2 separate regions of the Homo sapiens genome follow, and region 2 is linked to region 1. A link is an interaction called in ENCODE POLR2A ChIA-PET data of the cell type or tissue named here. Cell type or tissue: K562. All regions are shown on one strand. Each heading gives the region's core, and the rest is flanking DNA. Links, peaks and the distances in the headings are about the cores only.

Region 1 (5,377 bases), core at 214-5,213:
ATCAAATAGAGTAATTCCAGATGAAGATAATGTTACTATTACCTTCATCTGAAATTCCAGATGAAGGTAGTAATCACTATTTCCTGTGTGTCTGCATAAGGATAGCTCTAATCCGCAGTGGAACTCTAAAATAGGGAGGAAGGAAGAATTCTGCATTCTTTCTTCCACTTTGAATCCTCTTCTTCCCAATGGAAACAGGAAGTGGTAAATGCAATGGTGCCATCACGGCCATGGTCGTCACTGGCTTCTGGATACAAGATAGGAGGGCTTCTCTGAGGCTCTCTTCCCTAGATTGGACCTCTCAGAATTTCTCTAGAGTGCTCCTGAGCACCCTTCCTTCTACTCTGGGACTATATTCATCTCAGCATCAGTCTCAAGTTTAACTGCTAGTTCAGGATTTTGATGTTACACATGGGGATCAGTGCCAGATGGGATGTAGCTCATTTTTATGGAATGAGTATGACATAAATTTTCTCCTTTCCCTATTAAATTTCTCTTCTATATCTTGTGGGCAGTCCAGACTATAATTTTTTTTTCAATCCTTGAATGGAGATAAGCTCATGCTCTGTGGGCAGGGCGGTGTTACAGGTGGGTCGCCATTTAAATCCGACTGGGTGGGTGACCACGTACCAGGAATGGAAGTTGGCTTAGCTAGTAACCAAAGAGCAAGCCAGTTACTTCCCCTGCATGCCATTCCCAACCAGCACAGCTGGGGAAAGACCACCTGAAAGAAATCTCTAAGACTTCTGATGAAGAAATTACTAGGTCCTCTTGAGACCCTCATGTATGTGTCTTTATTGTCGTGAGTGAGATCATTAGTTGGCTGATCTCAGTTGGCTTAGCTAATCATAAACTAGATGGAAAGGCTCAGCTTTGACCATGACCTTAAATATGGATGGACCATGTCCTTAGGTATGTTCTTTGAGCATCCAGTAAGCAGCATTCTCCGTAGACAAGCCCCACCCTTGGGGCCTTAGCCTATGGCATTTGTCCATTTTTGCCATTTCTTCTGAAAGACTATGGTTTTAACTGAAGACCAGGGAGTCAGCTCGCTTATAGGAAGTGGGAAGAGGGCTTGAAATGGGCATTCAGAGATCTTAAATAGAGCTTGTAGTTTATTTGGTCAGTCTACAAGTATTTGCCACGTTAGTTTAGTTTAGTTTAGTTTAGTTTTGAGTCGGAGTCTCACTCTGTCACCCAGGCTGGAATACAGTGGTGTGATCTCGGCTCACTGAAACCTCTGCCTCCCGGGTTCAAGTGATTCTCCTGCCTCAGCCTCCCGAGTAGGTCAGATTACAGGGGCCTGCCACTGCGCCCGGCTAATTTTTGTACTTTTAGTAAAGACGAAGTTTCACCATCTTGGCCAGGCTGGTCTTGAACTTTTGACCTCATGATCCACCTGCCTCGGCCTCCCAAAGTGCTGGGATTACAGGCGTGAGCCACCGTGCCCAGCCGGTATTTGCTAAGTATTAATTGGCTTATAACTGTGGAAAACTTGTTAACAGCTTTAGGAAGGCTGTTAGGGAAAGTCTCAGGTTGCAGTGAGCTGAGATCAGGCCATTGCACTCCGGCCTGGGTGACAGAGCAAGACTCCATCTCAAAATAAATGAATAAAAATTTAAAAAATAAATAAAGAGACAAAGTCTTGCTCTGTCACTCAGGCTAGAGTGCGGTGGTGTGATCACAGTTCACTGCAGCTTCAAACTTCTGAGCTCAAGCAATCTTCCTGTCTCAGCCTCCCTGAGTAGTTGAGATTACATAGGTGGGTGCCACTATGCCCAACTGTCTCTACTCCCTCTATATACTGTCTCTAGATGATGCCATCTATATTTATTGGTTCAGCTACCACTGATACATCAAGTACTTTAATACCATCATCCTCCACCTAGATTTTTCTCTCTTCTGAGTTTCTTACTCATAATAGCCAAACACTATTGGCATTGTAACCTGGATAGCTCTTAAGCACCTTAAACTCAACATGTCTCAAGCCAAATTATATTGTTCATCACACCATTCTCTTTCCCTTTCCAAACCTCCTCCTCCTCCTCATTTCCTTGATTTAGGAGCATCACTGTCTGGCGTCATTTGTTAACATGCTTTTGCATTACTGTTTTCTATTCCCCCACTGGGAATTTAATAGTCTCCGGTTGTAATGTAAGATGTTTAGGATGTGGTTCTTTCTTTTCTTATTCAAGAACAATTAAAGGTTAAGCTGAGATTCAGACTCTAAGTAAAATGGAAGTCGTGGAGAGGAAGCATCTGAGGGCTAGAACCTTGGAAGAAAACTTGAGAGTTGACTAAGGCCACCCTTAGGTGCAGTAGGGGCCAGAAGACCTTTTTAGGAGCATGCAGAATGGAGAAGAGGTGGGGCATATGATCCTCAGTTTGTTTCTTGTGCAAGCAGAGTAATTGGCACCTCCCCTGCTGGCTGTTTGTGTAAATCACTGTGGAACCTCATGTAATCTGGTTTAAACGTCTAAGGATTGAGCATCCTAGTATAACCCATCAGCTAGCTGGAGTCATCCTTCTCCTTAAAGTTTTGGCTGAAAATGTCATTCTTCAACTTACAGCAAGTTGTTCTGATTCCTTCTTCAGATTTCTTCAAATTCCCAGGAGCTCTGATTTTGAGCTCTTGCTTCCATTGAATTTGTTTAGATTATGGATGGTTTACTAGATCAAGTACACTGACCCTGTTTCCATCCACAATGATACAGATGTAGAACTCCCAGCTAAAGCCTTTATATGCGTTGCAGACTTTATCAAAGGTTTGGGATAATGGAGAGAATTCAACATTGCAACAAAGTAAGCAACTTGAATTCTAATACTGGTTATTCCTGTTCCTCAGAGTACTTTTGCCCACCCCTCCACTAGGGATTTGTCATTATTCATATCACCCACATATGTTGGCTTTGTTTTTTTTTTTTTTTTGAGATGGAGTTTTGCTTTCGTTGCCCCGGCTGGAGTGCCATGGCATGATCTCGGCTTACTGCAACCTTTGCCTCCCACGTTCAAGTGATTCTCCTACCTCAGCCTCCCAAGTAGCTGGGATTACAGGCATGTGCCACTATGCCTGGCTAATTTTTGTATTTTTAGTAGAGACAGGGTTTCTCCATGTTGGTCAGGCTGGTCTCGAACTCCCAACCTCAGGTGATCCGCCCACCTCGGCTTCCCAAAGTGCTGGGATTACAGGCGTAAGCCACCCCACCCAGCTGGCCTTGGTCTTTTATAATCTTATCTTTCTCTCCTCTGCAAACTCTCCTTAGCATATTACCACTAGAACTCCAAATACTTCTGTCATTCTATTTTGCAAGCAATTTAACTCTCTCAAACTCTTCCTCCTAAAATCACTTCTGGGTTCACTTCTGTGTGTCCAGAGCCTACCAAGGGGGAATAAAGAGCTTCATACGCTTTTTTTTCCCCCTTGAGACATGGTTTTGTTCTGTTGCCAAGGCTGGAGTGAAGTGCTATGATGTGGTCATAGCTCATTGTAACCTCAAACTCTTGGCCTCAGGCAATCCTCCCACCTTAGCCTCCTGAGTAGCTAGCACTTACAGGTGATCACCACCACACCTGGCTACTATTTTTTTTGTCTTTTAGTGACAGGGTCTTGGTATGTTGCCCAGGCTGGTCTTGAACTTGGTATGTTGCCCAGCCTGGTTGCCCAGGCCACTGGCCTCAAGCAATTCAACTTTCTTGGCCTCCCAAAGTGTTGGGAATACAAGCATGAGCCACTCTGCCCAGCCTTCATGCATTTCTTTAGCTACACAAAGAATAATATGTAGACCCTCTGATGTTTACTTTTCCATTATCTTCCATCTTTTGAAGGTATTTCTTGTTTTGAGTAGCACTTACTGCTTATCTGCATAATGGTTTTACATTGAAGGATCTATGGAGGAAAAATAGGAGGATATTCTAGGTAAAAGCAACAATAAAAGCAGCAACCTTCACAAAACCTGTTGTGGACAAATGAAAAACTAGTCCAACTGGGCAGAAGAATTCTTGTCAAGGAGGAGAGCTCACAATAGATTAGAAAATCCAGAAACAGACCTAGGTTTCAGCAGGAAAGGATAGTGTTAGGACAAATGATACAGGACAGCTGGCTGACAAGAAAAAAAATTTCTGTCACCATATAACAAAATTAATTCTAAATGGATTACAAGTTTTTACATAAAAACTAAAGTAATAAATGTACTAGAAGATAATTTTTTTTTTGAAGTATGGCACTAAAGGCAGAAACTATAAAGGAAAATGTGTGATGAATTAGCTAAAAAAAAGTAACAGCATAAGCAAAAGTACATGACAAACTGGTTAAAAACAGTTTTCAACATATCTCTAATGTACACAGAGCTTTTACACGTTAATAGGAAAAAAAATACCACAAAAAAATGGGCCAAAGTCATAGAAGAATAAATTCAAATGTGACTAACAAAGCATATAGAAAAAGGCTATTTCAGCCAGGCGCAGTGCCTCATGCCTGTAATCCCAACACTTTGGGAGGTTTTTACAAAAATGAATTAGCCAGGAGTGGTGGTGCACACCTGTAGTCCCAGCAGTAGCTCAGGAGGCTGAGGCACGAGAACGGCCTGAATGCAGGAGGCGGAGGTTGCAGTCAGCTGAGATCACGCCACTGTGCCCCAGCCTGAGTGACAGAGCAAGACTCATGCCTGTAATCCCAGCACTTTAGGAAGTTGAGGCAGGCAGATTGCTTGAGCTCAGGAGTTTGAGAACAGACTAACAAGTCACTGATTATGCCAAGGTGTTTATCTACACCAAAATTGGAAGGTTACCTATCATGATGGAAATGGGGCTAACTGGAAAGGGGAGCCACTCCTCTAGAAGGGGAAGATGGATTTGTTTCCTGGAGTTGAATTTGAAGAGCTAGAGGTACATCCAAGAGGAAATGTTCCATAGGCTGGAGATTTCCATTTAGAGAAAAAAATTACTTCTAAAGTAGAAGCAATAGGTGGGAGTGGAGACTCCCTAGATTTGGCACCTTTGACAGGCTTGGAGGGGAGGTGGTATTTTGGTTCTTCCCTTCCTGCCAGAAGTCTCCTTGAGAGAGACTGGAGAGGAGTGTGTGGTCTCAATTAGAACCTGAAGAGTAGAGACTGGGGAGAGGTAGGAGTGGGCAGTAATCATAAACAACAGCCACAACAGCATTTAAAAATTACTTTAGGCCAGGCGCAGTGGCTCATACCTGTAATCCCAGCGCTTTGGGAGGCTGAGGTGGGAGGATCCCTTGAGCCTAGGAGTTCGAGGCTGCAGTGAGCCATGATCGTGCCACTGCACTCCAGCCTGGGTGACAGAGTGAGTCCCTGTCTTGGAAAAAAATAAAAATTACTTTAGAAAGTGACACTATAGTGACTTAAGTAACAGA
Region 2 (5,377 bases), core at 283-5,282, 53 kb before region 1:
TGCAGTTCTTCCTTTCTACTTCCTCCTCAATCAAGTGCCTATGAATAGTTACCCAAAATGCCAAGCTGGGGCTTGTTGCTGCCAGTTTTTTGTCAACTTCCGCTTTTCTCTGTTAGAGTATTTACAGAAGGCCTGTGTGTCAGAAGTCAGCCCTGTGGCAGGAGGCAGAAGCTGGGATGGGTGCCCACAAAGGAAGCCTTATTTTCCAAGGCAGCCAGAGAATCATGGGTCTGAACTTATCCCGTCTTCTCAGATGGAGGACTAAGACCCAGAAAGAGGGAGGAATTTGTCCAAGCTCTCCCAGTGAGCTGATGCCAGAGCCAGGACTAGAACTCAGGTCTCCCAATTCTCAGCACAGTGTGATTTTCCTTGCAGAATGTTGATGCTCAAAGAACAGGAACCCCAGAACCCCAGGGAGGTAAGGAAGAAGAGCACAGCCAGGATCAGAAGAGTGAAGAAACAATGATGTCCCACAGGCAAGGATGCCCACACAGAATGACTTTGGGGGGACTGCCAGTTATTTTGTATGGAAGGCTGAAGGTAGTGGCAGGAGACTTGTTAGGCCTTGCACTGGTGAGGCTGGTGGGGAACAGATGTTCAAGGGCCTGGAAAACTGTGCTGAACAGTTTGGGTTTTCTTTCATAGACCATGGGGGTGAGGTGGGACTTGAAGGCCTTTGATCGGGGGACACATGTGTTTAGATCTGAATTTTAGGAAGGCCCCTCAGGTGGCCAGGCTAGGTGAGGTGAGCAGAGGACTTGGTAGTGGAAGGCTTCTCTTGCTGTGACTGCCTATTTGTATGTCTGACTGGGCGCTGTCTCACTGGCAGGAGGTGGCAGGCCCAGGGATGCTGGACAGTATGTGGTTCACCACTTGGGGTAGCCAAGAGTAGCAAGGGGTGAGGTGGGTTCAACTCACAAACCTGAAGCTCTTGGTAAATACTGCTTACTTTTCAGGTCACAGGGAGTAAGTAGCTGCTCTAGGGGTGAACCCAAGAGTGGTGATTCACTGTCCAAACTACTGGCTGGAGGAGAGCTCGTGGTGGTCATGTACGTGTGTGCATGTGTGTGTGTCTATATTTGAGTGGGGCAAGGGAGGGGATTGGGGACCGGGGGAGACCAGCCTTCTAAACACATGATACAAATACTATGGCTATGACACAACAGGTGTTTGTCAACCTGTTCCAGCTCTTCCCAACTATGGCAGTGGCTATGGCCTAACAGCTGGAGGCAGGAACAGGGCAGTGACAAGAATCAGCAACTGCATAGGGGCCTCATCAATTTCCAGTCCTCCATCCAGAAGAGGACAGGACATGCTCAAGCTGCCCCAAAGAGAAAGGACAAAGGAGAGGAATTCTGAGATGCAAGTCCCTATGGAAGAGGGGACAGAGTTAAATTCCAGCAGTCCAACAGACTATGGCTAGAGCCATAGTCTTCTCTTACCTGTATCTTTAACGTTCAGCTTACTATTGGTTCCTTATTATCTCCTGTTAGTGAGGTTCCTTTCAAAAACAATAAAACAAAACAATATTTTCCCGCTCAACTGCTCAACTTTTTGACTTAATTTTTTTTTTTTTTTTTTGAGACGGAGTCTCGCTCTTTTGCCCAGGCCGGACTGCAGTGGCGCTATCTCGGCTCACTGCAAGCTCCGCCTCCCGGGTTCACGCCCTTCTCCTGCCTCAGCCTCCCAAGTAGCTGGGACTACAGGGGCCCGCCACAGCGCCCAGCTAATTTTTTGTATTTTTAGTAGAGACGGGGTCTCACCGTGTTAGCCAGGATGGTCTACGATCTCCTGACCTCATGATCCGCCTGCCTCCGCCTTCCAAAGTGCTGGGATTACAGGCGTGAGCCACAGCGCCCGGCCAACTTTTTGACTTATTTCTTTTCCTCCTTTGCACCATCAAGTATTTGAGCAGTGGACACCCTTGCCTCCATTTCCTCACCCACTATGCCCTCCTCTCCTCCTGCAAACTGGTTTCCCCGCATCACTCTTCTGAAATTCTGCTCCCCAAACATACTCATTCCAGTGAAATTGTCTTCCCCAGAATTCCTTTGGTGTCTGAAAGGACTGGGGAGAAAGGATAAAAAAACTATTAAGATTGGCTGGGCGTGGTGGTTCACGTCTGTAATCCCAGCACTTTGGGAGGCCGAGACAGGTGGATCACCTGAGGTCAGAAGTTTGAGACCAGCCTGGCCAACGTGGTGAAACCCCATCTCTACTAAAAATACAAAAAATTAGCCAGGCGTGGTGGTGCGCACCTGTAATCACAGCTACTCAAGAGGCTGAGGCAGGAGAATCGCTTGAACCCAGGAGGCAGAGGTTGCAGTGAGCTATCATGCCACTGCACTACAGGCTGGGAGACAGAGCGAGACTCAGTCTCAACAACAACAACAACAACAACAACAACAACAACAACAACAACAACAAAAACTATTAAGATTTAGATTTTGGCCAGGGGCGGTGGCTCACATGTGTAATTCCAGCACTTTGGGAGGCTAAGAAGGGCGGATTGCTTGAGCCCAGGAGTTTGAGACCAGCCTGGGCAAATAGTGAGGCCCTGTTTCTACAAAAAAATACAAAAATTAGCCGGGCGTGTTGGCACATGCCTGTAGTCCCAGCTACCCAGGAGGCTGAGGTGGGAGGATCAGCTGAGTCGGGGAGGTTGAGGTTGCAGTGAGCCGTGACTGTGCCACTGCACTCCAACATGGATGACAGAGTTAGACCTTGTCTCAAAATAAATTAAATAATTTAGGCCGGGTGTGGTGGCTCACACCTCTAATCCCAGCACTTTGGGAGGCCAAGGTGGGTTGATCACCTGAGGTTGGGAGTTCAAGACCAGCCTGGCCAACATGGTGAAACCGTGTCTCTACTAAAAATACAAAAATTAGCTGGGTGTAATGGTGGGCACCTGTAATCTCAGCTACTTGGGAGGCTGAGGCAGGAGAATTGTTCGAAGCCAGGAGGCAGAGGTTGCAGTGAGCCAAGACTATGCCATTGCACTCCAGTCTGGGCAATAGAGACTTTGTCTCAAAAATAAATAAGTAAATAAATAGTTTAGATTTCAATTAAAAAAATTGTCTTTGATTCAGATTTCATTTGTTTTTAAACTGGTAATATTTAACTTTTGTGTTTATAATGTATATAATATTTAGGATTCTGCTTATATATAGCTTATAAACAAGCATAAGGATTAGCATACATATATAATTTATAAATAAACAAGTTATAAAGACATATGCTAAAGACTTGCTATGGAAGGCCTATACTTTAAGAAAATGTTTGGAGACCACCGATTTTCAGTATGACGCTCAAAGCCTTTGTTACGGCATTCAATGCTGGTGATAATTTAGCCTTAAGTAATTTTACGGCTTCCTTCACCTCCTCTTCCTCCCTTTACCACAGATCATACTCTTAACTATAATCAGCTACTAGACATCTTCCAAGCGCACCACAACAGCACGATGTAGTTCAGAGTACTTTGCCCACAGTAGCTGCTCAATCAAATCTGTTAAATAACCTCCTTACAGCATTATTGTCACTCCGTCAGCCCTGGACTGTTCCTCCTTGACTTCTCTCAAGGGCACTCTCCTGATTTCTCTCCTGCTGCTTCAACTATTCCTTCTGTCCTCACTGGCTGCCTCTTCCATATACACTTTACAAATATTTACTGAGTCCCTGCTATGTGTCAGGTATGGTGACAGGTACTAGGGTACCCAGTGAATAAGAAAACTAGGTCCTTCAACCCAACGAAATACCCCAAAACTCCATCTCTAGTCCCTTCCCCTCATTTACCTCTGTTCCTATGCAGCTTTGACTTCACCTCAGTCTTATTTCTAGCTACTTGTTGACTATTTCTGTCTGCATATACTTCTATCACCGTGCCTGAATTCATTGCTCCCCCTTTTTACATCTTCCTCTGGCCTCCACACCCAGTTTCAATATCTCTGCCATTGCCTAGTTCCTTTCCTTGCATTCCTATTGATACCACTTGCCAGCCTATATTAGAACCTGCTTCTTCCTTGAGGTAGTTTGCCAACTGCTATTCTTGCTTTTCATCTTTCCAAGTAGCAATTCGTCCTATGCCTTGCTGCCTAAATCATTATTTTACAAATTATTGCCAGCTTTGCCCAGTATAAGATGCAGTGGGGAGGAGGTTCAGGAAAGTCTGAGGCCTACTTTTCTTTCTTTTTTCTTTTTTGAGACAGGGTCTTGCTCTGTCGCTCAGGCTGAGTGCATTGGTATGATCACAGGCCACTGCAGCCTCGACCTCCCAGGTGCAGGGCAATCCTCCCACTTTAGCCTCCCAAGTAGCTGGAACTACAGGTGCACACCACCACACTTGTCTAATTTTTTTTTCTTTTTTTTTTTTTTTTGTAGAGACGAGGTTTCACCATGTTGCCCAGGTTGGTCTCAAACTCCTGAGCTCAAGTGATCTGCCCACCTCGGCCTCCCAGTGTTGGTATTACAGGCATGAGCCACTGCACCTGGCCTAATTTTTGGTATTAAGACCTGCTTTTCATAGGGCATTCAAACTGCTTCACCCAGCATTTCAGGGATTCTTCAAAGACTATTTGGCTTGGTGTTTGAGGGTTCAAGCTTATATCCCCTCTTGCCTTGATTTGGATTTGTGCTTATTGTTCCCAGAAGGCATGGTACCCACTTCTGGGTCTTCACTAGGTCCCCCTCCCTCCCCACCTGTCTTGGCCTCTCAGTCCAACTCATTTAATACACATTGCTTTGTTTCCTACCTTTTAATCATCTGTCTTCTCTGCCCAGATTTTGTGGCCAACCCTCAGCCCCCAGAAATGGGCCTTTTGGCTTTTTATAATCGAGTACACTGAAATTTACTGTGTTCTAAGCACTGTTCTGTTTTATATACATGCTTTCATTTTATTTTCACAAGCCCAGAAGGTGTTAATTTTAACATCTTCATTTATAGAGATTAATTTGTCCAAAGCCATGAATAGGAGGCAGAACTCAAATTTGAAAGCAAGTCTAACTCCAGAATTTGGGCTCCTTTCAGTGACTGCTTGCCTAACCCTGCGTGACCACATAATAAGCCTCAACGAATATTTACTGTGGATAATACTCCCCTCCCACAGGAACTTCTCTTTGCCATGAGTGATCTCCCATAGTGCCTGGGGTTTGAACTACCCACTTTGGCACCTACTGGTCTATTGTCTGATACTATTGTTTCTTCTTTCCCTCATCTCAGGCTCTATTTTCTCATACTATTGTTTCTAATGTTGCCTTTGCCTAGCAGTTTTCCTTCTCTCATCAGGTCAGGGATAGTCCTATTGGCTGACGTGGGCGTGAGGGTGCTACGGCCTTCACAGCGGGATCTTCCTCCTCCACTGAAGACAATCAGTGGCATTCA

What was found. Peaks named below come from ENCODE experiments on the same cell type or tissue, not always from the same donor. Only the 100,000 strongest peaks of a DNase experiment are listed, where the experiment ranks them.
Region 2: POLR2A ChIA-PET joins it to region 1 with 6 read pairs; 12 of 35 experiments call an interaction of 5 or more read pairs at or near these places.

The regions. Positions count from the first base shown.
Region 1 is chr2:70,036,631-70,042,007 of GRCh38, reverse strand. All of the region lies in intron 6 of PCBP1-AS1 (PCBP1 antisense RNA 1), which reads left to right. It also overlaps a transcript of ASPRV1 not described here. Among named protein-coding and RNA genes, the nearest start is that of PCBP1-AS1, 48 kb to the left of the region's middle. In K562, for the core only: no CTCF peak of the experiment used is centred there; no DNase peak of the experiment used is centred there.
Region 2 is chr2:70,090,058-70,095,434 of GRCh38, reverse strand. LOC124906022 (a long non-coding RNA gene) reads left to right here and starts at 115. Exons shown (of 2, transcript XR_007086868.1): 1 at 115-1,049; 2 at 1,188-1,542. RefSeq lists an enhancer at 1-222. In K562, for the core only: no CTCF peak of the experiment used is centred there; no DNase peak of the experiment used is centred there; H3K4me3 peaks cover 373 bases.